Linked DNA regions of Mus musculus: all the other regions are linked to region 1. Evidence: chromatin loops called from intact Hi-C (ENCODE). Cell type or tissue: left cerebral cortex. All regions are shown on one strand.

Region 1 (4,000 bases):
GATATACTCTCTATAATGTTATATATATTTTAATTTTACTTCAAACTATGTTTATAATTGAAATAGAATCATACCACTTTCCTCCCTCTAGCACTTTCCAGCTACCCTTCCCTGATGCCCTCCTATGTCCTCGTATACTCCTAAGTAGATAGCATATTTTATTTATTGTTACATACATATTTGTGTGCATGTGAGTATGAAATATGCACGCGCGTGTGCACACACACACACACACACATATCCAACCTGCTCAGTCCATTTTTGTTGGTGATGTGTGTGTGTGTGTGTGTGTGTGTGTATGTGTGTTCAAGGCTGACCATTCTGCATTAGACAACCAATTAAGGATGCTCATTACTGGGAGAGGCTAGTCATCTTTCCCAAAGCCATTAGTTGCCTGTAGGTAGCTCTTTGCCTAAGGATGGGGCCTGGTGGATTTCCCCTTCCCTGAGAACATGTCTGTGATATTACCTTTGTTCTGGTTTGTTTATGCAGTCATTTGTAGGAGAGACCATTTCACAGCAGACTTCCTTCTCTTCATCGATGCTCCCTGAGTCATAGATGCAGGAGTGGTGGTGTAGGTGTATCCATTGGGCCTGAGCTCCCTAGAATCTATTGCTCCAGTTGTGGTTTTCTGTGGTAGCCTCCATTTGCTGTAAGGAGAGGGTTCTTTCACGAGGAACGGTAGCCACATGTATCCAGGAAAGGCGACTCTCAAACCTAACAGGATTTTAAATTCAAGTCCAGGTGAGGAAAATGTTTTAAAGCTCACCCATTTTTTCAAATAGACGCCTCAGGGGTTTTGTGGGGTGGAAGATCCCATCCCATCTCAGGCCCGACAGACTTCTTTGTCCCTAGATCCATTCCTTTGACAGGTGGAAAGTGGAAGCCTTTGTATCTTTTCTTTGCTGGTCAGCTTCAAGCTCTAGCCTCGTGTATGTCTGTCAAACACTAATTTTCTAAGTGGCAAAAGGTGCCTATCTGAGAGCAGCAGGGAGGCCCAAGCCTCTCCCAGCATTTGTTTTTCTGACAGGTCATCAGCAGAGACTCAGTTGCCTGGTGGCTCAACATTGCACAGACTCAGGTATCTTCGATGGCTTGTCTTCTGAAATCAGATGTTCCGGGATCTTTTGCCTGCCTTGAATACCTGTGATAAGAGAATTCTGAAACTCTCTAAATTAAGTTACAGGCCAGAGAATGGAGGAAGAGATCAGATGAGATTATTTTAACTGACAGCTTCCAGCTAAATCAACAAAGAAAAGGACAAATCTGCTGCACTGCATTGTTGCCCTGTGTGCCGAAGACTACCCATTGAAGGTCACCTCACTTTCAGCTTTCAGAACGGACTTGCCAAAATGCAGCAATTCTGCTATGGACTGACTAACCCTTCACTCCTGGGACTCTGCCCAATTCCTCTTATCCTAGTCCTTCTGATCACAGATCAGAACAATTCCTTTCTTCCCCCTAACATTTTATTCTAAAGCCTCTAGCTCCTTAGGTCCATAACTACTGATTTCAACTGTTGTCTGGCCGTGCTGCTGGTGGCTTAGGAAACCTGTCCCAGGACCTCTTTCACCTCTTAGCATGTGTCAGCGCCATCAACCATTGTTTCAGAGGCCTCTTTGAGACTGGGACATTGATTTGATACTTGGCAGTTCCCTGCTGCATTGAGTTTGGGTCTTTTCCTTGGGCAAGGCAGATGGGCCTACAGCTCTATTTTTGGAGGCCACAGAGAGTGGCGATTTCACATGCAGCTCCTGGAACGTGCATTTTGGAGTATTAGGGCAGCGAGTCTGTTGAGAAGCACAGCAGAAGAAATCCTGGGCCAACCCTTTATGTGCTGTGTCAGACTGGCTTATTATCCACCCTCCTGACTCCAGGGTCAGTCAGGTGAGTAGGTCACTGAAGGACCCTCTCCAGAGGGACTTTTGGCAGGCTGTCCTTTGACCAGGGCAGCTAGCCTTCCAGCGACTTCAGGTGCGTGACTAAGATTTCCGGCTCAGGCGTGCCCCGGGCCTTTCCGGGCCAGGCAGCCGCCCCCGCGCCGCCATGCTGGAGCCTGCTTCCTGGCGGGGACGATAAGATAGGTTGCGGTGGCACTGGTCCAGCGCTGGAGCTTCAGCGCCCTCTGATGGGCAAGCCTGGGAGGGCGGGGCCCATGCTCGGATGCCCCGCCCCACCAGACCTTGGGAGCGGGCGGGGCTGCAGCACGGGTTACCCGCAGTGGCTGTCCAGGTTTCGCAAGGACGTGACCTTGAGAGGGAAAAAGTCCCCTGGTGCGTCACGAGTGGTTGCTAACCCGGGCTAGCGAGCTGAACTAGTTTTCGAAATCCAGAGAGGTGGGAAGGAATAGGGACTTAAACGTTCATACTGGGGACTCGTGGCCAGCTGCCCCTCTACGACCGACCGCCAAGGCACGCTTTGTGCGCAGGACCCGGAATCCGGTACGAGCCTGCATCCCGACTTTGTCTGGGCCTGTCCTTGGGGTGACGTCATTCTGAGAGTCAGCAGAATAAGTAGCGTCCCCTGCTGCAGTCCAGAGCTAAGGCTGTGAATTCAGGTCGATTCCCCCAGCCCTACAAGGAGCCAGGGATTCCAACAAAAGGATGGTTTCAGCTAAGGCAGTTTAGGGGTGCCTCATCCTGATCTCACATAGGCAGTGAGGGTGACTCTTTGGCTTCTTACTGGAATCTCAGGAGAGAAAACAAAAAAAAAAAAAAAACAACAAAAGCAAAACAACAAAAACCAACCATAACCTAGGCGACCAATTCCTTGCTCTGCCTTCAGCATTGTAACCTCAAGTTTTCTGAAGAAGCTTCGTCTGATTAGAACAACTTGGTGTGGAATTTTGTGAAAAGAGGAGAGTCAAAATTGACTTATTTTAGAACCTTTAATAACCATTTACTTTATTTTTTTATATCTGACCCAACATGTGTGTGTGTGTGTGTGTGTGTGTGTGTGTGTGTGTGTACGTGAATGGATGGCTCATGCCCACCAGTGCACTTGTGGAGTGCATGTGGAATCCAAAAGACAACCTTGGGTGCCCTTCCTCAGAAGACATCCAATTGATTTATTTTGAGACTTGTCTGAAGCTTGCTAAGTAGGCTGGCTTGGCTGGCTTGGCTGGCTAGTGATCTGTCTGTTTCTGTTACCATGTTGGGTTGTTTTTTTTTTTTTTTTTAATGTGGTTTCTGGGGATCCAACTCAGATTTACTGAGTAAGCTATCTTCCCAGCCATGACCTAAATTCTTTACAAATTAAAAAAAAAGTGTTTGTATTTGTGTGTGTAGGTGTGTGTGCCACCTTGCATGAGTGGAAATCAAAAACCAACTTACAGGATTCTCTCCCTCCACCATATGGGTCTGGGGGGAATCCAACTCAGGTTATCAGGTTTGGCAGCAAGCACTCTTAATAGCCGAGCCATTTTACAGGCTCCTGGCCCAACGTTCTTGTTCAGAGAAGCCCTCATCAGTATATCACAGAACTTAGCAGACCTTTGACCTCCACCTACCCTAAAACAAAGCACTCTAGATGACACATACCTATGGAGCAGCTTTGTGGCTGTGCAGTTGCCAGGCTACATGATGTTCCTACCAATGTAATTGAAAGTTTATTGACTTACAACTTTACATTCTTCTGTGACTATACAGTTCATGTCATCTCTTCTACTGTGGAATGTGACATTCAAGGTTCCCAGGCCATATGACTCAGAATAAACTATTTTCTTACTTCCTTTATGTCAACACTTGGCATCTTGAGCAACAGGTCTCTTGCAGTTTCTGAGCCCTAGTTTCCTTACATGAGGAATCTAGAGTCTGGGTTAGACTATGAGGCACAGAACTTCAGGGAGTCCATTTGAGACCAGAAAGTGAGAGGAAAAGGCAGGATAAAGGCCAATCTTTATCCTAGTTCTTTTATTCTAGATCCTTCGCTCATTTTCACACAGGCTTCACTTCAGGCAAACAGTTGAACACCTCCACCTAGATAGCAAACATAGGCTAGC
Region 2 (4,000 bases), 180 kb before region 1:
TATTTGATGGGGGCAGGGATTCCCCCTGACAGTGCCCTGTGGATATAGTCTACATAAGTAAAACAGCCCAGAAGCAGGTTGTCAGTTAACCTCCCCGTGGCAAGCAATTGGAGTGATGCTCAGAATCTCCAGCTCTTGAACAACAGACTCCTATTTGTCTAGATTTATGTGAAAAGGAATCTAAAACAAAACTAAAAACATATCTCACTACTGTGCTTTGTGAATCCTCAAATCTCATAGCAGAAAGGAACCCATCTTAGTTTCTTTGGATTTGCTGCGACAAAACACCATGGTCAAAGCAACGTATAAAATAAAGCATTCAGTTGGGTTTATGCTTTCAGAGGCTTAGAATATATGATGGCAGGACAGCTGAGAGCTCACATCTTGAACCACTAGCAGAAGGTGGGGACACACACACACACACACACAAAGAGGACTGGGATCCAGGAGTCTTTTGAGACTTCAAAACTCACTTCCAGTGACACACCTCCTTCAACAAGGCCATACGTCCTAATTCTCCCTAGACAGTTCTAGCAACTCAGGACCAAGTATTCAAACCTGAATGGGGGAGTGGGAGGGTGTGTGTCTGTGTGCGCGCGCTCGCGCGGGCGCACGCGCCTGCTTGTGCGCAAGCGCGCATGCATACGTGCGCTGGCTCATTCTTCAAACCACCACAGGACGATAGGAATCCTTGGGTCTAATGGTTTTCAAAGGGGCACTATGGAAATATGTGCATCTGAGGGTGCTAATACTGCTGAGGACTACTGGTATGTGGTCAACAGAGCCAGGCGTGCTAGATCAATTCCATATATGAGAGAATTGGTCCACTGGATACCCATGTAGACACAAAACCACATCATCATCTAGGTTGGCTTCAAATGTAGCTGCCATCATTAACTGAAAAGCAACATTCAATTGTTACACAAAATGAATAGTAAAAACAACAGGGGTTTGAAGTCTAGTGGTCTCTTTTATAGAGGAGGAAAATTGAGAACAAAAGCCGAAAAGCAACTTGCCTAGGGATTGTTTTATTGTTTCCGTATCTCTTTAAAAGTTCAGTTTCAATTTTACAAACTGGAAAAGTAGAAGAGTTTGTACAGTAAACTATGTGATGAGAAGTAATTGTTTGAATTCTGGCAGCAGAAGGCCCCTGGTGGGGGGGTTGGGTTTGGGGTTGAGGTGGGGGGGGTGCTGAGTCCTGTGTTTTATTTGTGAAACTGAGGGTCAGAAAGGAGTATCTTTTAGGTAACTTGTGTGCTGCCATTGCCTAAAAGCTGAGGGCTCAATATATTCTTTTGGTTTTGTTGTTTAAGGGTATGTGTTTTTGAAGCTGAGTCTTGGGGGGTGGTCCGCCTAGAAGCGGGGTCCACCAGAATCGGCCCGTTTGATGACAGACCCCTTTTTCCTCCATATTCTGTCTAGTGGAGAGAGAGGCCTGAGGCAAGTTATCTCGGTCAGGGAGACACAGGTTGTGTCCAGTCACACATTCTCGCCTCCCTGGGGTCCCTTACTGTGCCAACAGCCACAGGCTGGTGCCAGGAATGCCACGCGGAAGGACACAGGGGCCTACAATAAGTGACTCTTTCACAAACGAGAGAGGCTCCGGGTCCCGGGAGGGTCCTGGATTGCCGGCTCTAGATTCGCGTGAGATAGTTTTATTGTTCCTTCAGAGTGGGGCTGTGGGAGTGATGCTATCTATAGGCAACGGCGATCTGAAGCCTACAGCAACCCGCACATCCCCTACAGTCCCTGCTCAGATGGACTCGGGTCACCATGCAGCCTTCCACCTTTCTGCTTCTCATTTCTAGTTCCCTTCCCCCTTTCTCCTCCCCGCCCTCCCGCAGTTTTCCCGTCCCTCCCTCCCATTCCCAGCACTAGTCAAGCGAGTTTCCCTTCTTCACAAGATGGCCACCTTGCTGGACACCCACGGTCACGTGATCCCACTGCCCTCCACGCAGAGCCAGGGCTCATTAGTTAGGCCAGACAAAGCCCACTGCATCATCTCCACGCCCGGGGACGGAGAGGAAGGGACGAGTGCTAGAAAGAAGGACGAAAACTGGGTACACAGGGGAGGAGCAGCCAATCAACCTAGTTTAAAGCTTAGGGCCTTAAGGCTAGAGGACGGTCAGCAATCATTTCTCGCGAGATCTCGAGAAAACAGTAAGATTAGGGGACCGGTGGAGACCAGGGGATAGCAAACCCAGGAGAACCAGAACCACATATACCCAAGGCTTCTTTATGAGCCGACGAGGACGCGGGTAACTGGACTGATTAGGAAATCTCACGGGACTCAGCCGAGCAACGCACCGTAAGCAGGCAGAGCTCCTAACGGCAGTGGCCGGCCGCCCGGGAGAGGAGGGCACACGTCTTACGTGCTGACGTAGCAGTCCTCCGAGTCGGTATATAAGGTCGGTGGCCGCGCGGTGCGCTTCAAAGCCGCAGTTCTCCCGTGAGAGGGCCTTTGCGGTAGAGGCAGCCTTTGCTCAGCAGCGGAAGACTCCGATTTCTCGGTACTCTTCAGGGATGAGTCATGTGGCAGTGGAAAATGCGCTCGGGCTGGACCAGCAGGTGAGCCTGAGCCGCGGGGGTCGCTGCATCACTTTGCCCCCTGCCCTAGCCTGCCTTGTGGCGCAGCTCTTTAAGTTCTGCTTTTTGCCTTCCCGTCTCCCTGGACGGCTCGGGCCGGCGGGTGGCCAGTGGCTAGGGGCTCTGGAGGGACTGGATGCTTGCGGGGGGAGTGCTAGAGCCGGTGATTCCTCCGGCTCGGCTCGGTGCGCGGTATTGTCCCTGGCCCGAGCACAATGGCGGCTTTTGTGTCTGTGCGCAGGCGAGCGGAGGGGGAGGGGGCGCGCGCATTCGGGCGCACGCGCGTCCCCTGGTTGATTAGTGACCCGCAGGTGGGGATCGGGGCGGTCGGGGGGGGGAGATTGCCCCGCGTGGCGTGGCGGGGCCCGGGTGGATGGTTTTGGCCCCGGATTTCCGGGGCTTTGGGCTTCCATGGCCCCAGTGGCTGTGGTTTGGAAATTAGGGAGCTGGCGGCGGCGCGCGGGCTGGCCGAGTGGCCCCGCGGCGCTGGAATGTGGGAGGGGGCGCCGCGGGAGGGGGGCTGGCCTCTGCGCGGGCTAATGGCGGCGGCCTCCTTTGTGTGGCGCAGGCCGGCGGTGCTGCGCGGTCGCCCCCCCACCCCCATCCCCATCCCCCCGGGTCTGCCCGCCAGCGGGTTCGCCTGCAAGCCAGCTGGGTTGCTTCGGCCCCGCCGGCCCGGTGCGTCGCGGCAGGGGAGGCCGCGGTTCCCGAGTGGAAAGTTTTGTGACGCAGAAATTTCAGGGCGGATTGGGCGGGGGGAGGAGGGGGAGGGAGGCCAGGGCCGCTGCGTGCGCACTTGCGCCGGGCTTGGCGGTGACGCGAGCCACCCGGCGCGGCCCTTGCTCAGCCTTAGGCTCCAGGAAACGACCGCGCGGCCCGAGCCGGGCACGCCCGCCCTTTACCTGGGCGCAAGGGAGGACCACGCGCCTTGCGAGTGATGGCCCACTCTGGGATCCTCTAGAGGCAAAATGCCCAGAATATGGCAACAGATAACTTGTTGCTGCCATCGAAGTAAAATTGGGAGATTGGTCAGGCCTGGTTTCTGATTACTTAATCGAGACTCCATTTCTAGATTTAGAGGCCAAGGAGATGAGGGTCTGGTGCCTTCTGCCTGACCTATGACCTGCTACAGTAAATCTTCCATGTTGTGACACATTGTAACTTAAGGGACACTGGTAACATTTTCCATTCTAAATGATACTTATACTAAAATGATACTATTGTTGAACTATATTGGAAATTATATTTCCAAGAGCCTTTCATAAGTTGGTAGTGGATTTAACTTCGAAAGCTTAGGAATTCGGAGTGGTTCAAGTTTGTAATGAGTACCAACAGTGCATTTGGCAACTTTGTTGCTTCGATTAATGTCAAATGATTAAAAAAAAAAACCTACGTAGACTAGAGAGATGGCTCA
Region 3 (4,000 bases), 230 kb before region 1:
GCAAATCTCTGAGTTCAAGGCCCGCCTGGTCTACAGAGTGAGTTCCAAGACAGCCAGGGCTACACACAGAAACCCTGTCTGGAAAACAAAACAAAACAAAACAAAACAAATAAAAAAATAGAAAAGAAAAACAAGAAAAAAACAAAACAAAACAACAACAACAAAACCAAAAAAAAAAAAAAAAAGTTGAGCCAGGCATGTTGTACAGGCCTTTAAGGGACATTATTATGTTTGTTTTTTCCTGGAGCTGAGGGCTGAACCCAGAGCCTTGGGCTTGCTAGGGAAGTACTCTACCACTGAGCTAAATCTCCACTGTTTTCTTAAAAGCAAATTAAACGGAAACAGGCTGAGTATATAGTTTGAGTAGCAGGTTGACTACGTAGTTAAAAAAAAAAAAAGATTTATATAAGTACACTGTAGTTGTCTTTAGACACACCAGAAGAGAGGGTCAGATCTCATTATGGATGGTTGTGAGCCACCATGTGGTTGCTGGGATTTGAACTCAGGACCTTCGGAAGAGCAGCCAGTGCTCTTACTTGTTGAGCCATTTCACTGACTACATAGTTTTAAATGGTCTCAAAGCACTTTTTTGTTTTGTTTTGTTTGTTTTTGTTTTGTTTTGTTTTGTTTTGTTTTACGAGACAGGGTTTCTCTGTGTAGCCCTGGCTGTCCTGGAACTCACTCTGTAGACCAGGCTGGCCTCGAACTCAGAGATCTGCCTGCCTCTGCCTCCTGAGTGCTGGGATTAAAGGCATGTGCCACCATGCCCGGCTCAAAGCACATTATTAACTTGGTTCAATGTCTAGCAAAAGTGCAGTTTCTGAGGACCAGAGGGATTTTCAGAACAAGCTGTTGTCTTCGTGTTTCTATTGCTGTGAAGAAAACATTATGACCAAAAAACAAGTTTGAGAAGAAAGGGTTCATGTGGCTTACGCTTCCAGATCACAGTCCATCATGAAGGAAGTCAGGACAGGGACTCAAGCAGGGCAGGAACCTTGGAGGCAGGAGCTGATGCAGAGGTCATGGAGGGATGCTGCTTACTGGCTTGCTTCCCATGCCTTGTTTAGCTTGCTTTCTTATAAAACCCAGGACCACCATGGGCTGAGCTGTTCCCCCATTATCACTAATTGAGAAAATGCCTCACAGCTGGATCTCGTGAAGGCATTTCCTCAAGGGAGGCTCCTTCCTCTCTGATGACTCTAGCTTGTGTCAAGTTGACACACACACACACACACACACACACACACACACACACACACAAAACCAGCCAGTATAGCTGTTTCCACAAAAGACTGAAAAAAAAAAAAGAAAAGAAAACCCCCACCCAAGTCTAGTTTAGTGGACCAGTGAGCTGATCTGGCTTACTTAGAGGCATATGGGGCAGGGGTTATTTTTGGGAGCAGGGGTGACTCCAAAGCAGCTGTATCACCCAAAACATGAAAACTGCATCTTGAAGCTTCCTTGGCGACTGGCAAGCAGCTTAGCTGGCTGGACAGGGTGCTCCCCCAGAAATTATTACTACCTGTATAACCTGTGGGGCCTTGTGGACCCTTTAATTTTCAGTCCTGTAGGGGGCAGTGTGTGTGTGTGTGTGTGTATGGGGGAAGTTCAGATATCTTGGAATGCCATGGAACTAGGGAAAAGAGTGGATTATAGGTACAGGCATTAATGGACGCTCTCTGCCCATCCTGGTTTGTGCTTCTGTTTGTTTGTTTGAGACAGGATCTCACTTTGTAACACAGGCTGGTCTGCAGCTTACTATGTAAACTAGCTCAAGCTCACAGCAATCCTCCAGCCTCAGCCTCCCAAGTGTTGGGATTCCAGGTGTGCATCGCCCTGCTCAGATTATGGTCTCTTTCTGGAGCAAGGCCTCTGCGTCATAGACAGGCTTCACTTTGTGAAAATTCAGCTATGCATGTACGATGTATATTCCATGGCTCTCACATCTACATTAAAGTTAAAAAAAAAAAAAAACCAACAACACAGAGGGCTAAGGCTGTAGCTCAGCGGTAGAACATCTAGCATGTACAGGGTCCTAAATTCCATTTCCAGCAGCACAGAAAAACCCTCCCCCTTCAAGCCCACAGCAACAAAACAAAGTAGAGCACAATTCACGCAAAGTGACAATATCCATTTTTCAGGTACACAAACGAAGAGTCAGATATAAATCCACCCTCCATAGCCCTGAGCACTGCATCATTTGTTAGCAGGCACTTCCAAGGGCAACTACGGTATTAGGCGGCTTATATTGTGTCCTTTCCTTTCTTTTCAGGTAAACCGTCATGGCGCAAACTGAGCATGCTCAGAGTCATTCCTGTCTATCTCTTTAAATTTTTTCAAACATGCGGTCACAACCTTACACGGAGTATGCCTAAACGTGTATTTCTTAACTGAGCATGCTCAGAAATGGCCTCCGTCATTGAGCATGCTCAGAGGTGTACTCCCCAACTGGGCATGCTCGGAATTGTGCTCCTTGCTCTTGCATATTTATTATAGGCCAGCCCCTACATGAATATGTATAGACTCCTTGAACGTGGTCCTCACGCTTCCTTTGTTCCTGGGGACCTCGCTTTTCAGTAACTCCCCTCCCTCGACTCTCCTTGCCTGCAGCGAGTAACAAACCTTCTCCCATCTTTCAGGCTGAGCTTGTTTGGGCTTTGTTCTTACCACGACGGGATCTGAGTCCATGGCCTCTAGTTACAGGTTAAACCCGTTGAAGATTGAAAATAATTTGGGGGAAAAAAGATTTCATCTCTGCTGAACATGTGGAGAGATTTTATTCCTCCCTGAACAGCTGTCCACGTTTGCACTCACCATGCCTTCTTTGCATATTTTTAGAAAAAGTATAGGGAAGGATAGTCACAAGTTATTAGCAAATACCATGCTATTCTCCTTTATTTAATTGCCTATTTATTTAAAGTCAGGGCTTCATGTGTCCCTGGCTGGCCTTGAACAGCCGAGCCTCCTGTGTCCGGTTCAAAGTGTGGCAGTTACAGAGATGCGCACTCAGACTCAGTTTCTTACACCATTTCCTTTGAAAGGCGCCAGCACCTGTGGACCTTGGATCTTTGTGGACCCGGTGCCTCAGTGCGTCATATGGCTTGCCTGTGACATCTAAGGGATAGGACAGGTCACGAAAGGGTTTACCTATCACGGGGGAGGTCCTGGGTTTAATCCCAGCGCCTCAGAACAATCACCACCAAGTTGGGTTGGGGGTGTAGCTCAGTGGGTAAAGTGCTTGGCACCACGCTAATCCTCAGCCCTCCAAATAAACACCTGTGGGGAGAAAGGATCTCAGTGGACAGGGATTACAGTGAATAAAAGAGAGGGGGGTGGGGGGGGGCACACCTCTAATCTCAGCCCTGGAGAGGTGGAGGGTGCAGGCAGGACAATTAGAATTCAATGTTATTTTCAAAGTAGTGAGTTCAAGGTCAGCCAGGACTCTGTGAGACTGTCTCAAAATAAAGTGAGGACTTTAAGCAGACCATTGCTGCTAATATGTCACATAAGCACAGGAATACTGTTAACTTGAGCTCATCTCTGAACCCAAGCCAAACCAGTTCTACTTGTGATCCCACCATTCAGAGGGGCCCACTGCAGTCCTGATGGTTTCTTTCTGTTGTCTATTGCTCCAGTTTCAAAGTTTCTAGGCAGGCACTCCCGCTCTGAACCTATCCCCCCCAGGTAGAACTGGCACTCATTTTCATTTTCATTTGGAGTGTGTGTGTGTGTCATGTGCACGGGTGAACATTTGTGTGTGCGTCTGTGTGTGTAGGCCAGACATCAGGAGTACCGCTCACCTGAGCTTTTGAGCTAGGGTTTCTTTCTTTCTTTTTTTTTTTTTTAAAGATTTATTTATTATTATATGAAAGTACACTGTAGCTGTCTTCAGACACACCAGAAGAGGGAGTCAGATCTTATTACGGATGGTTGTGAGCCACCATGTGGTTGCTGGGATTTGAACTCTGGACCTTCAGAAGAGCAGTCGGGTGCTCTTACC
Region 4 (4,000 bases), 160 kb before region 1:
TTCTAATATCAAGATCACCTGGGTCAAGGATGGCCAGACTAGTTTTTTTTTTTTTTTTTTTTTGTATACTGTGCTCAATTCAACTCAAGAGACTCATCTTTTCAGCCACTATTTTTCTCTGCCATAGCATAGCCTCCCAAGATTGTCAGGCAGAGAGGCTCAAAGGTGTATTAAAAGCTGTGTCCTTATGTGTTGAAAATAGCTGCACAAACGGTAATGATTTCGTGTTTCCATTTGCCTTGAAACTACCTTGCAAGCCACTTCACCTGTGAAGTGCTGGCCACATGGGTTGGATTTGTTCCATTTCTGACAACACTCATTGGTTAAGTACATTTGTTTCATGCCCATATTTCAGTTTGTCATTGGCATATTGCGTATTGTACAAAAGGGTATTTGTGACCTGGAAAGATGTTTACTATAGAAAAAAAGGATCAAAATGTGAGCCCAAAATGTTACCTGCCATGTAACAATAACTCCCAGTGCCGCAGACCCTCTGGGTCCTTTTGTCTGCGTGGAACGAGTCTCTGGGGCAGGTGGGCAAGGCGTCCCGGGTTACAGACAGACCAACACGCGAGATTGTGTAGAATCTGAATGTATTTTGTCAGGTTGAGCATCAAACTTTATAACAAGAAACCAGGCAAAATACAATCCACCAAGTTACAGTGACGGAATACAAAAGGAATGTATACATCAAAAGAAGGTGGGGACCCGGGCTGCTGCCACAAGGAAGGGATCCAGGTGTAAACTAGTCTATTGTTAAACCCACCACCAGGGTTTCTGCACTAGCAGACCTTTTCATAAATACTGCAATACCCCAACCCCCCTATTTCCTGGGTCTACAGAAGAATTTATCAACTTGCTTCTAATATGAAGCTTGCTATACCTAGCTGTAGAGAAGATCTCTGTCTCAGTGGGATTCCCTAGCTCTATTATGGTATTCCCTTATTTGGGTGCGATTTGCTACTGTCCTTAGTAAATACTTTGCAGACCTGCTCTGAGCTACTGGCTCCGTCTTTTGTAATGCTTAATTAGTTACTGAATAGGTAACTTCCTTACTGCATTTCTGCCAGATTCCAATCTCAAAGGCTTCTGGAACCTTGGAACAATGGGGAAGGCTCTGGCTATGTCAGAATTCAGTCTTAAAAGGCACTTATAATAATATAATACTAAAAGAGAGCACGTGGATCCATACACCAGACTAATTCTGGGATAGGGTATGAGTATATGGGTTAATGAGAAGGCCAAAGCTCCAGCAGGTGAGTTTCCGTGAAACTCTTCCTCGTGAGCACTTCCAGGCTTCTCAGCCTGTCAAGCAGACTTGACTGGAGTGTGTGGCATCCCAGTTCTGAGATTCTCTCCAGGTGAGGAAAATGCATAGAAAGTTTGTGTGATAGCACTATTGATTGAATGTCCCAGGGCTGAAACAAGTAGATGAGTACTGTCCTGAGGGACCAAGCCATGTCCCCAATCCCTTTCGCTGGACTTTATGTGGACATGTGACATGACTACTGACACCTACCCTGCTTAGTGTTCTGTGGATCAACTTCACTCTCATCCCAAGTACCTAAGGGCCATTTAGGGCAGTGCTTCTCAACCTACCTAATGTTTCCACCCTTTAAATACAGTTCCTCATGCTGTGCTGACCCTCAGCCTTAGATTACTTTTGTTGCTACTTCATAACTAATTTTTGCTACTGCTATGAATTGTAAATATATGCAGGATAGTTGACATGAGTCACCTGTGAAAGGGTCGTTTAACCCTCAAAGTGGTCAAGACCCATAGTTTGAAAACCTCTAGTTTAAGGGATCTAGTCTATTGATTTCATCTGACTTCTTGTCTGGCCCATTGGAGAACGTGTGAATTCAGATTAGTCCATCAGTTCCAAGAGCTTCATTTTGCTTTTCTGGTTATCAACTTCATGGTGTAAAATATTCCAGGGCAGCCTGTCCTAACAACCCATTGGCTTCATTTTTGTGTATGTTACCTGTGCCCTTCCCCCAGCCTTGAGCAGGCTGCTCAGACCTGGCTTGCCACTGTTTTTAGCCCACCTAGGGTGGGAGTCTTCCGACCTAGGTAAAGTCTATTGTCCTGCCACATCTGCAGCTTTCCCCCAAGACACCACTACCTGCTGAGAGGCTGAACCTGTTCTCCTGACACTATCCTGACAAAGCAAGGAGATCCTGGGGGATGGGTTCCCCCCCTTTATAAGCTCAACTCATAAGTAAACATTGGCCTTGATCAGAGAACCGTCTTGGCTCCTTATTTCTGTCACAGCCTTTCTCATCCAAAACCCCATCTTGTGGCACCCGACAGGTGGCCTGAAAGCAGAAAGAAGGACTGGGGTTACACTGTCTTGGTGGGGCCCCACAGAAAACAGAAGATGTATCTCTGCATGGTAAGCAACATACAGCATTAATGTTAGCACTACAAATGTCATCTTTTGAAGGCTGTTTGATTGCAAGGGTGCAAAAAGGATACAGGCTCTCCCAGGGACAGAGGGAAATCAGGAGACATCCTGCTTTCTCTCTGGCCCCTACAGGAGACATCCTTAGTTCTGGAAACATCAAGTTCTCTACCATCTCTGTATTGTCTGTGTTTGGTGCACCAATCTGTCCACGTGTCAATTTGTGTCTGGTTTTGTTTCGTTGTCTGAATGACTGTTGTTCTATGTTTCATGTTGAGAAGAAAAAAATGGTTAAAACTTTATCTGCTGGCTATCCATCTCTTGATTCAGTCTCAGTTTGCACAGTGGAGGCTGATTAAAGTTGCCCCTCACCTTAGCTAGGAGTCAAGCACAGCAGGATAGGTCCTGCCGAAAATCCTGAAAATCGGTTTTTAAAAAGGAGCCTGCAGCTTCTTAGTTCTAAGGCAAATAAGGTGATAGTTGTTTTTTCCTAGAAAATTCTCTCCAATTGTGATTATTGGGTTCAGCAAATGATAAAGTGTTTTTCCTCTTGAAATTATAGCTAGAAAAAGTAAAAATTCTTTGATTGGTCTAAATTTATAAGATTTGTGTAGCCACTTCATTTGGTTTCTGACTGTTTTGTTTGTTTGTTTTTTGAGACAGGGTTTCTCTGTGTAGCTCTGGCTATCCTGGAACTCACTCTGTAGACCAGGCTGGCCTCGAACTCAGAAATCCACCCACCTCTGCCTCCCAAGTGCTGGGATTAAAGGCATGTGCCACCACCGCCTGGTGGTTTCTGACTGGACTTAAAGGTATAAATATGCTCTGCATGTCTTGGTCATAGAATATTGGCTTATAAGTTATGGGTATGATTAAAAAGGTGTAACATCTGTAAACAGAAAGTTAGCTTAAAATTGGTAACTCAGGGCTGGAGTCATTTTAAACAACAGCACGTGGCATGAATCATCCCAGAATACTAGGCCTCTAAGGATACTTCTAAATTGGGATAATATTTTATGTAATTCTTATCCTAGAAATTAGACTTATAAGAGATAAGATTTAAAACAATGTCTCTTTAGTGAAGCATTAAAAGTTGCACTGTTATGTATTCATATGTCCGAATTGGCAGCCAAACTTTGTAACATGAGAGTGATGTTTCTGGTATTGATTTTAAAGAGAATAAATTGTTTAAAATTGGGTTTTGCTTTCTAAAAGATATGGATATATTCTAATATTGCAAAAGAAACTTAAAAGTTATGATTAAAATTGCCAGTATTTCATTGACTGCAGTTTGCAGTTTGATCTTAAGATTTTTTTTTCTTTCTTTTTTTTCCCCCCTTTGGTTTTTCGAGACAGGGTTTCTCTGTATAGCCCTGGCTATCCTGGAACTCACTTTGTAGACCAGGCTGGCCTCGAACTCAGAAATCTGCCTGCCTCTGCCTCCCAAGTTCTGGGATTAAAGGCATGTGCCACCACACCCAGCTAAGCTTAAGATTTTTAACTCACCCATATATTGTTAATTAGGATGATTACAAGAGTAATCATCTTATGAGGGTGCTAATGCAGCTCACTGTGGCCAACTGGCCATAGAAAACA
Region 5 (4,000 bases), 220 kb before region 1:
CCAAGCTGGTAGATGAGGAGCCCTAGCTTGCCAAGAGGACTTAGAACGTATGAGCCTTCTGCCAGGCTTGGATTAGGAATGCCGACTGAAGACAGCCAGGCCAGCTGACACCTGGCCAGTCACTCAGGATAGGACCCTGGGGCTGTACTCCCGCATTGCTGCAATAATGCCCCCAGCCTTTCCCCTCAGCCTGCCTTCGTTGCATCATATCCCCAGCAGGACAGCACCTGTCCATGTCCCACCCTCCTTCCTTTTGGTTCTTCGTTGCATCATTTCTCCAGCAGGACAGCACCTGTCCATGTCCCACCCTCCTTCCTTTTGGTTCTGTTTGTCTGTACTCAGCTGGCTGTTCCCTCCAGATCCTTGCTGGTTACCTTGCTCTGAGAGATACAGCTAGGGGTACCAGGGTTAACCCAAAGGACCCAAGCCATGATCAGGCCCTGGAAGGATTCAAGAGCTTAATTTTGATGATGTTGGAGGAATACCGCCAGCCTATCACTCCTATTCATTATGGCTTCTGGTTTGGAGTGCTGGGCCAGGGCCTTAGTCCGGGTCAGTATTTTAATATTTATTTAATAGTGTACCTCTGTGTGTCATCTACAAAGTATCCAATAAAGAAAGAGGATATGCCAGGTGTGGAGGTTCATACCCTTAAGCCCAGCACTTGGGAGGCAGAGGCGGGCGGATCTCTGTGAATTCAAGGCCAGCCTGATCTACAAAGCAAGTTCCGGGACAGCCAGAGCAGTTACACAAAGAAACCCTGTTTTCGGGGGTGGGGGAAAGATATAGGAAGTCATAGTGCCCCCCTACACACACACACACACACACACACACACACACACACACACACACACACACACACAACATTCTTGAATCTGGGGTATAGCTCAGTGGTAGTGTATGGTTAGTGTGTGAGGCCCTGGGGTTGATTCACTAATTGGTAGCGCCACAAAACAAAAGAAAATATGCATAACTATACTATTGTAGAAAATACTTAATCTCAATTGGGGTTTCTACCCCACTTTTGATAATTCAATTCCCAGATAAGAAGCACACACCTTTTATATTTATAGCAAGCCTTAACCAGCACTAGCATTGGGCAGATATCTACCCTTTAAGCTATTAGAATCTCTAAAGTATAATTTGCCAGGCTCTGATGGGCTGATCTTTACAACTCACTTAACCCTTCTCCTCCTCCTCCTCCTCCTCCTCTTCCTCTTCCTTGTGGTTCCCCTCCGACCCCAAGCCCCGCCTATCTCAGTTCTGCCCAGCTATAGGCTGTAGGCATCTTTATTCACCAATTAGGGATAACTTGGTGGTGGTGGTGGTGGTGGTGGTGGTGGAGTAAGGTTACATAGTGTCACTTGGGTCAAAGTGCAGATTCTCCTTGGAGCAAGTGGGCCTGGGAGGGAAGTATTTAGCATTACAATACATAGAAACCGACCAAACCTCAGTGTTACTACTGCGCTACGTCCTCAGCCCCCAAAACTGTATCCTATGAAAGACCATCAGTTAATTTTGTTAAATCTCTCTAATTTCCCGTTTATTCCTGATGAATTTAACTCCTGGTAGGCAGGAGGGACCAGCAGGCAGATCCTCTCTTTTCTCAAGTCTCAGCGCTAAGAAAATGGCCTCTAGGATCTAGTCAGGATCCTGTTGTGCTTCTAGCCCCCAGCCTTGGAGCTATCGTATTTGCATACCACTTAGCAGTTTCTGTTGCCTAAAACTCACTCTCCTATCTTCCCCTCCCCACTTGCCAATGTTTCCTGGCTCCTGGAACTGGTCTAACTGCCCTTTCTAATGCTGACACTCTTCAATACATTCTTCACGTTGTGGTGACCAAGAAGTATAACATTATTTTTGTTGCCGCTTCATAACTGCAAATTTGCTACCGTTATGAATTGTAGTGTAAGCATCTGTGTTTTCCGATACTCTTGGACGACTCTTATAAAAGGGTCTCCAAAGGGGTCTCCCCCCCCCCCCCAGGTTGAGAACAACTTCAAAAGCCCTGCAGCTTGTTTGTGTCTGCAGCTGTGCTTTACACATTAGCATGCAGCTCACCTCACTTGCCTTAGTCTCACTTCTGGGCTCAGTGGAGGCACCCTTCCCTTGCAGAGTGCCCTTGCCTCTGGCATTCTTGCTAGCTCTAAGTTCCACACCGGGCGGTGATTTATGGATGGCCAATTCCTTAGGATCCTGTGAGTCTGGCCAAGTAATTTGGATTCAGTGCGAGGGGGACATTTTAAGCCAGGCAATGACAAAACCAGGCAGTATTTTCTGCAGACTTATATTTCCTGTCGGAGAAAGAACTAAATTAAATGTCCTTTACAAGCCGTGAGACCCCTGGCTTCCTCCCTGTAACTGGTAAACCCTTCCTACCTTATCGGTAAAGGGACAATATGCTTATTTAGGCTGGCATTCCAAAGCATGGCCAGGAAGTCATCCCCGCAGCCCCAGCACCACAAGATGGATGGCAGGCAGCACCGCGGGGAGGAAAGCGGTACTTAGAAGACATTGGAAAAGCACATGCGATCGCTGTGAGCAATCTGCTGGCGAATTTGGAAAATTAGATGAAAGGGACAATCTTCTGGGTGTAAAATAACAGCACTAAGAAACAGAATATCAAGGGCCAGCCAGATATTTCAGTGGATAAAGCTCTCATAGTGCAAACGACGACCTGAAACCGACATAAAGGAGAAAGCCGACTGCACAAAGCTGTGTTCTTTGATCTCCACATGCCCTCCCCCACCCACTCCCTCATCACGCAGGAAAAGAGACACACGAGCTTTTTTTTTTTTTTTAAATTAAAAGAAAGAAATGGAGTAACAAGCCAGGCATGGCGGTACATGCCTGTAATTCGAGCACTCAGACGCAAAGGCAGGCAGGAGGAACACGAGTTTGAGCCTAGCCTGGCCTATATAGTGAGATCTTGTTTTAGCCTTCTCACCATCCTGTCCAGCTTTGTCTCCAGCTAAGATCTTGCTCGACTTTGCTACCCACCACTTTTCCTGTGCAGCTGCCGCTGCCGCTGCGGCGCGGCAGAGTATCCCAGGGTGCCTCTCCTGCCCAGTTCATTTTGATGGCGCTATTAGAACCTACATATGCAAACGAGACACAGTAACAAGATCAGAAAGAAAGTGGTTGAACTCCCTTGAAAGTATAAAGCCAAAAATCCTAAGTATATCAGGAAGTTGTGTTCAGGAGCCGGCAACACGCCGAAACTCTTAAGATGGAGTCGAGGAGATGCTGGGACGCAGGGTCTAGTCCTGAGTTCCTGGTGAGATCAGGCTGAGTCTACACGCAGAAACCATGTCCCTGCCTGGCTTTTCCCGCCTCCAACAGTCTGCTGAGAGTCCTCCCTCAGTCACTCAGGCAGAACTCAGATCCAGGGCTGTGCAGTGGGGGAGGGATTTGTGCCCCCCTTGGGGGAATGTTGGGGGCAGGGGTGGAGCTGCGCACATGCGCACACTCATGCCCTTTGTTCCTCTCGATCCTCAAGTCTCAGAACACAGTAGTGATTATGGGTTTATTTCTCCCCAAGGCGGAGACCAAGTCTCATAAATATTTCTTTCCTCTCTCCAGCCTGAAACGGATGAGGCCAAAAAGATTCTGGCTTGAAGGAACTCCTGGAGAGGATTTGCAACTGCTGGAGCTACTGGGTACAAAGAAAGCCTTTTGGAATCTTGGTTTAAGCTGTGTAGGAAAACGAAAAACATGACCTAGTTAGTTTCCTTGGGTTGTCACATGCCAGCTAAGCCACTAGAATGCAGACTGGGATCTCTCTGATGGATTGCTGCTTGAATGTTAAAGTAATCTCTGAGCTGTTTTAGGAAAGGGTATGGCCACTCTCAGCCAGTGGGAGAGAGTGCTGCTGGAGCTGACTCCACGGCCATCCGGAGTCATTAAGGTTAGGACTATGGGGACATTGCTCTAGGGTTGCCTGTAGATTAGAGGGCAGAGCCTCATACAGAGAACCAGGAAGGCACTAAGTAAAACAGAA
Region 6 (4,000 bases), 120 kb before region 1:
GTGTGAGGTGGAATCTCAGGGTTGTTTTGATTTGCATTTCCCTGATGATTAAGGATGCTGAACAATTTTTCACGTGCTTCTCAGCTATTCAGTATTCCTCAGTTGAGAATTCTTTGTTTAGCTCTGTACCCCATTTTTAAAAGGGGTTATTTAAATTTTTGGAGTCCAGCTTTTTGAGCTCTTGTATATTTGGATATTAGTCCCCTATCAGATTTAGGATTGGTAAAAATCCTTTCCCAATCTGTTGGTGGCCTTTTTGTCTTAGTGACAGTGTATTTGGCCTTACAGAAGCTTTGCAATTTTATGAGGTCCATTTGACAATTCTTGATCTTACAGCACAAGCCATTGCTGTTCTGTGAGCTAGGGGTGGGGTTTTCCAACAGATGGGGTACCTGGGTGGCAAAGGCTATTCTGCTGGGAAGGAAGGAGCATAGTTAGGCCTGAGCTTCAGGAAGGTTTGTGATGTTACACTTTTTGAGGTCAATTTTTGAGGCTCCCAATGGAGGCCGGAGGCCTGGATGGCTCCTAAGCAAGCCCAGAGCAAATTCACAACATACCTTGAACTTTACTGGAGTTTTCCCTCTGGTTCAAATTCTTTCCTCAAACAAGCTCCATCTTCAGGGAATGGACTGGGGGTGGGGGGTGACGTGTGGCTGGACCCAGTGAATCCACAGAGGTTATAACAATCCTGATCTGCATAAAGATATTCTAAAAAGCAGAGTCAGAGTTAAAGGTGGTAGCTCAAGCCTTTAATCTTAGCAGCTGGGAGGCAGAGGTGGGAGTTCTGTGAGTTTGAGGTCAGCCTGGTCTACAAAGAGAGTTACAGGCCAGCCAGGTCTATACAGTGAACCCCTGCCTCAAAAGAAACAACACCTGCTTTCTTCCCTTTGCCAATTAGACTGTTGAGACAATGGAGCCCAAGACATGGAAACTTCCCCAGGAGTCTCATGCTGGGTGAAGGAAAAAGCTGGGACTTTGGTGCCAGGTAGAGTGGCAGCTTGTCTTCTGGAGATGCTGGAGTGTGCGCCTGCACACACACACACACACACACACACACACACACACACACTCAGGTGGGCGACTCTAATTAAATGCAGTGGCCTGAAACAAACAAACAAAAGTCATGAAAATAGGAGGCGGAGTTCTGGAAAAGAAATGGGTTTAGTGGAGGAAGTGGGAGGTGTGTTTGTGTGAGATATCAAAGTGCATCATATATGTATATGGAATTGGGAATAAAAGACTCTAACCCTCAAGTTAGGACCCTGAAAATGGGCTTGGGAGTTGTTACTGGATCACTGTTCTTAGCAATGTGGTCCCACTAACTAAATCCTTTTGTGTGTTTCACTACTACTTGTTGGTTAAGTTGGCTTATAGAGGACAGGTGCTGAACCTGGCTAGCTCAGGGCTGTAAAGAGCTCAGGCTCTCTCTCAATCTAAAAGTAACGAGAAGCTGAAGTCTTTTTTCACAGTTCCTCAGAACACAGGCAATTTTAGCCCCCCTCAGGAAGTTCTTTGGTTTCTTCCTGCTGAGAACAAAGCTCCCCTCTCCCCACTGGCTCTGGAATTTCTTTGTTCTGGGAAGCCGAGGGGCTGGCTGGAGCTTTCCTGGAGCAGAGCCCCTCCAGCCACTCTCACTGGCTTCTGAGAGAGGGAAGTGGAGAAGCCCGGTGATTCATCTGGCTCTGGGGAAAGCAAAGGGCAGAGGTGAACCTTATTTATTCACAACTGAGAGAGCTGCCCGAGAGACACTCAAGAAAAAGACAGAAAGGCCGAGCAAAATTTAGCAAGGATTTGGGTGGAAGCCCATGAGGAAGCCATTAAGCCATTAGCTTAAAAAAAAAAAAAAAAAGCTTCAATTCCAGAACCACAGATGAAGAAACACCATCTGCCCACCTACCACAATTCCAGGAAGCTAGGGAGGGAGGCCTTTGACCCAGGAGCCTGTAGTGGCTGTCCGGCGGGAACAGTGAATCTGCTGTTCTTCACAGAAAAAAACCAAATGCATACTCCGGTGCGTGAAGTTAGTGCTCACCCTTCTGCTGTTTGTCTGACAAGGAGGCAGGCACACTAGGCAGCTTTACTCAATCTGGTGATGAGCCCAGGGACAAAGAAAAGACCACAGTGGCATTCTGATTTATTCCCAAAGGAACGGGGTTGGGGGGTGGGGGGCAGGGCACAGAAATAAACTGCAGTTTTACAGGTCAAAGACAGTGGAGCTCAAAACAGTGAAGTTTCATTCTGTTTAAAACCAAAATCCAAAAAACTCGGGGCCAGCTGAATCTAGCCGGTAAAAGTGCTCTCCAGATGCTAAGCTTAGGGAACTGAGTTCCATCTTAGGACCCGTCCACATGGTGGAGGGAAAGAACCATCTCCCTGCCATTTATTTTTTGACCTCCACAGGCATGAACACGCGCGCACGTATACGCGTGCGCAGGACACCGAATCAATGAATAAATACAATAAAAATTAAAATAGAACACACTGAAAACGAAAATTGGGGTGTAGCTTAGTAGTGGAGAGCTTGACATCATACCCACCAAAAATATTCGGATGTGGGGCTCAAAGTGATACAGAGACAGGCTGCTGCGAGTAAGGGATGTATTTATTAGAAGAGTTATTAACGCCACGGACAGAAAACAGGAACGGCAAGGATTTGGAGGAGAAGAATCAGGGGCCTATGTGGCAGAAGTGGACCTGTGTGCCTCTTAGGTGGAGAGGCAGGCCAGGCTCTCATTCCCAGGGAGAAGGCAGTGAGGGGGCGGGCGCGCGGGGGGGGGGGCGTAACAGCATGTATAGCCACCAACCGGGCCTTTGATGTAAGCTCACTTGCCCAGGTTAGAAACGCTGGCACCTGGAAGTCTGTGAGCTAGAGGTTTGCAGACACTATCTCAGTGGAGTGCTTGTCTGTGATTGCATGGGGGAGGGCTGCTGCAGGCAATGTGAGCAGCTGCTCAATTCCACTATTCCGTTCTTACACCCAAGACCCTCGGTCCAGTCCCCATCACATCACCGCTATAAAACAAATCCCTCGTCGCAGAAGTGTCTGTAGCATTTTATCTAGGTTCCGCCCGACAGTTACCCGACAATAGCCAGGTGTGCCAGACTCACTATAAAAGGGGATGCTTGTCCCCCTTCTCTCTCTCTCCCTCCCTCTCTCTCACCCCCTCCCTCTCGCCTTCTTGCTCTTACTCCATACCCCCGTCCACGTGCTCATGGCCGACCTCTACTCTACTCCTCTACTCTCTCTGCCCTTCTCTGTCTCTACTACCCTCTCAACTCGCCTCCCCATGCCCTGAATATACTCTATTCTATACTATACTGTCGTTAGTGTGGCTGGTCCCTTAGGGGGAAGGGATGCCTCAGCATGGGCCCGCAGAGGCACCCCCTCCCCCCATACCTGACTGCACATTCACCAGACATATTCCTTTTCTCTTTATTTGTATAAAACACAACAAGGAGAATTACTGATAGTTATCACTGCAGCAGGATGAGACCTTGTCTTGAACAAGACAATGTTACACAAAACAAAACAAAGAAGTAAGACCAACGGAACAAAGAGATGCCCCTCCCCCCCAACTCTGGCTACCGGTGCCTGTGCTTGTTTAACAACTTCCAATCACACCGAAGGCTTAATGTTAGTTTGCAACCAGGATGCCGGGCTTCAACCTAAATTCTAACTCTCAACACAAATCCCCGAGGCATAGTAAAGTAATCACCCTTAATAGAAAGCTACTGGGGGAGAGAGGAGGAGGGGAGAAGGCAATGGGAGAAGGAAAGAGAGATAGGGAGGGGGGAGGGGAAGAGATGGGAGGGGGAACGAGAGAGAGCAAGCGCGCAAGAGCGCCAAGCAGTGACTGCGCAGAGCCACGCCCCAATCTGAATGGTTCCCAGCTCAGATAAGAAACCCCCACAGCTGAAGTCCCATACAGCCCCCTTGGAGAAACGGCCACTTCCTGTTTACTTTACTGCCTTCCAGCTGGGGGCGGGGGGAGCAGTGATG

What was found. Peaks named below come from ENCODE experiments on the same cell type or tissue, not always from the same donor. Only the 100,000 strongest peaks of a DNase experiment are listed, where the experiment ranks them.
Region 2: it touches region 1 in a loop (10-fold over the local background); 17 of 42 quality-filtered maps call a loop at or near these places.
Region 3: a loop joins it to region 1, with 7 times the contacts of the local background. A loop is called at or near these places in 37 of 42 quality-filtered maps.
Region 4: it touches region 1 in a loop (3-fold over the local background); 17 of 42 quality-filtered maps call a loop at or near these places.
Region 5: it touches region 1 in a loop (5-fold over the local background); 25 of 42 quality-filtered maps call a loop at or near these places.
Region 6: it touches region 1 in a loop (4-fold over the local background); 9 of 42 quality-filtered maps call a loop at or near these places.

Annotation. Positions count from the first base shown.
Region 1 is chrX:13,459,597-13,463,596 of GRCm38, forward strand. Nyx (nyctalopin) reads left to right here and starts at 1,494. Exons shown (of 4, transcript NM_173415.5): 1 at 1,494-1,887. In left cerebral cortex, a CTCF peak has its summit at 2,121 (motif pointing left); DNase peaks (open chromatin) are centred at 2,130, 2,431 and 3,064; H3K4me3 peaks cover 746 bases; H3K27ac peaks cover 1,536 bases.
Region 2 is chrX:13,278,590-13,282,589 of GRCm38, forward strand. Ddx3x (DEAD box helicase 3, X-linked) reads left to right here and starts at 2,433. Exons shown (of 17, transcript NM_010028.3): 1 at 2,433-2,568. The coding sequence starts at 2,524. In left cerebral cortex, no CTCF peak of the experiment used is centred here; DNase peaks (open chromatin) are centred at 1,610, 2,015, 2,330, 2,833 and 1 more place; H3K4me3 peaks cover 2,743 bases; H3K27ac peaks cover 2,507 bases.
Region 3 is chrX:13,228,429-13,232,428 of GRCm38, forward strand. No RefSeq gene overlaps it. Among named protein-coding and RNA genes, the nearest start is that of 2010308F09Rik, 17 kb to the right of the region's middle. In left cerebral cortex, CTCF peaks have their summits at 1,546 (motif pointing right) and 2,444; DNase peaks (open chromatin) are centred at 1,578, 1,871 and 2,413; H3K4me3 peaks cover 1,236 bases; H3K27ac peaks cover 912 bases.
Region 4 is chrX:13,295,363-13,299,362 of GRCm38, forward strand. No RefSeq gene overlaps it. Among named protein-coding and RNA genes, the nearest start is that of Ddx3x, 16 kb to the left of the region's middle. In left cerebral cortex, no CTCF peak of the experiment used is centred here; no DNase peak of the experiment used is centred here.
Region 5 is chrX:13,239,501-13,243,500 of GRCm38, forward strand. The region is part of intron 1 of 2010308F09Rik (RIKEN cDNA 2010308F09 gene); the gene reads right to left. It also overlaps the pseudogene Gm16481. Among named protein-coding and RNA genes, the nearest start is that of 2010308F09Rik, 6.2 kb to the right of the region's middle. RefSeq lists an enhancer at 1,331-4,000. In left cerebral cortex, no CTCF peak of the experiment used is centred here; DNase peaks (open chromatin) are centred at 2,162, 2,472, 3,003 and 3,434; H3K4me3 peaks cover 1,925 bases; H3K27ac peaks cover 2,360 bases.
Region 6 is chrX:13,343,263-13,347,262 of GRCm38, forward strand. Gm34661 (a long non-coding RNA gene) reads right to left here. Exons shown (of 3, transcript XR_386903.3): 2 at 558-708; 3 at 284-411. Among named protein-coding and RNA genes, the nearest start is that of Gm34661, 2.4 kb to the right of the region's middle. In left cerebral cortex, no CTCF peak of the experiment used is centred here; DNase peaks (open chromatin) are centred at 1,727, 1,998, 2,444, 2,998 and 2 more places; H3K4me3 peaks cover 1,374 bases; H3K27ac peaks cover 1,305 bases.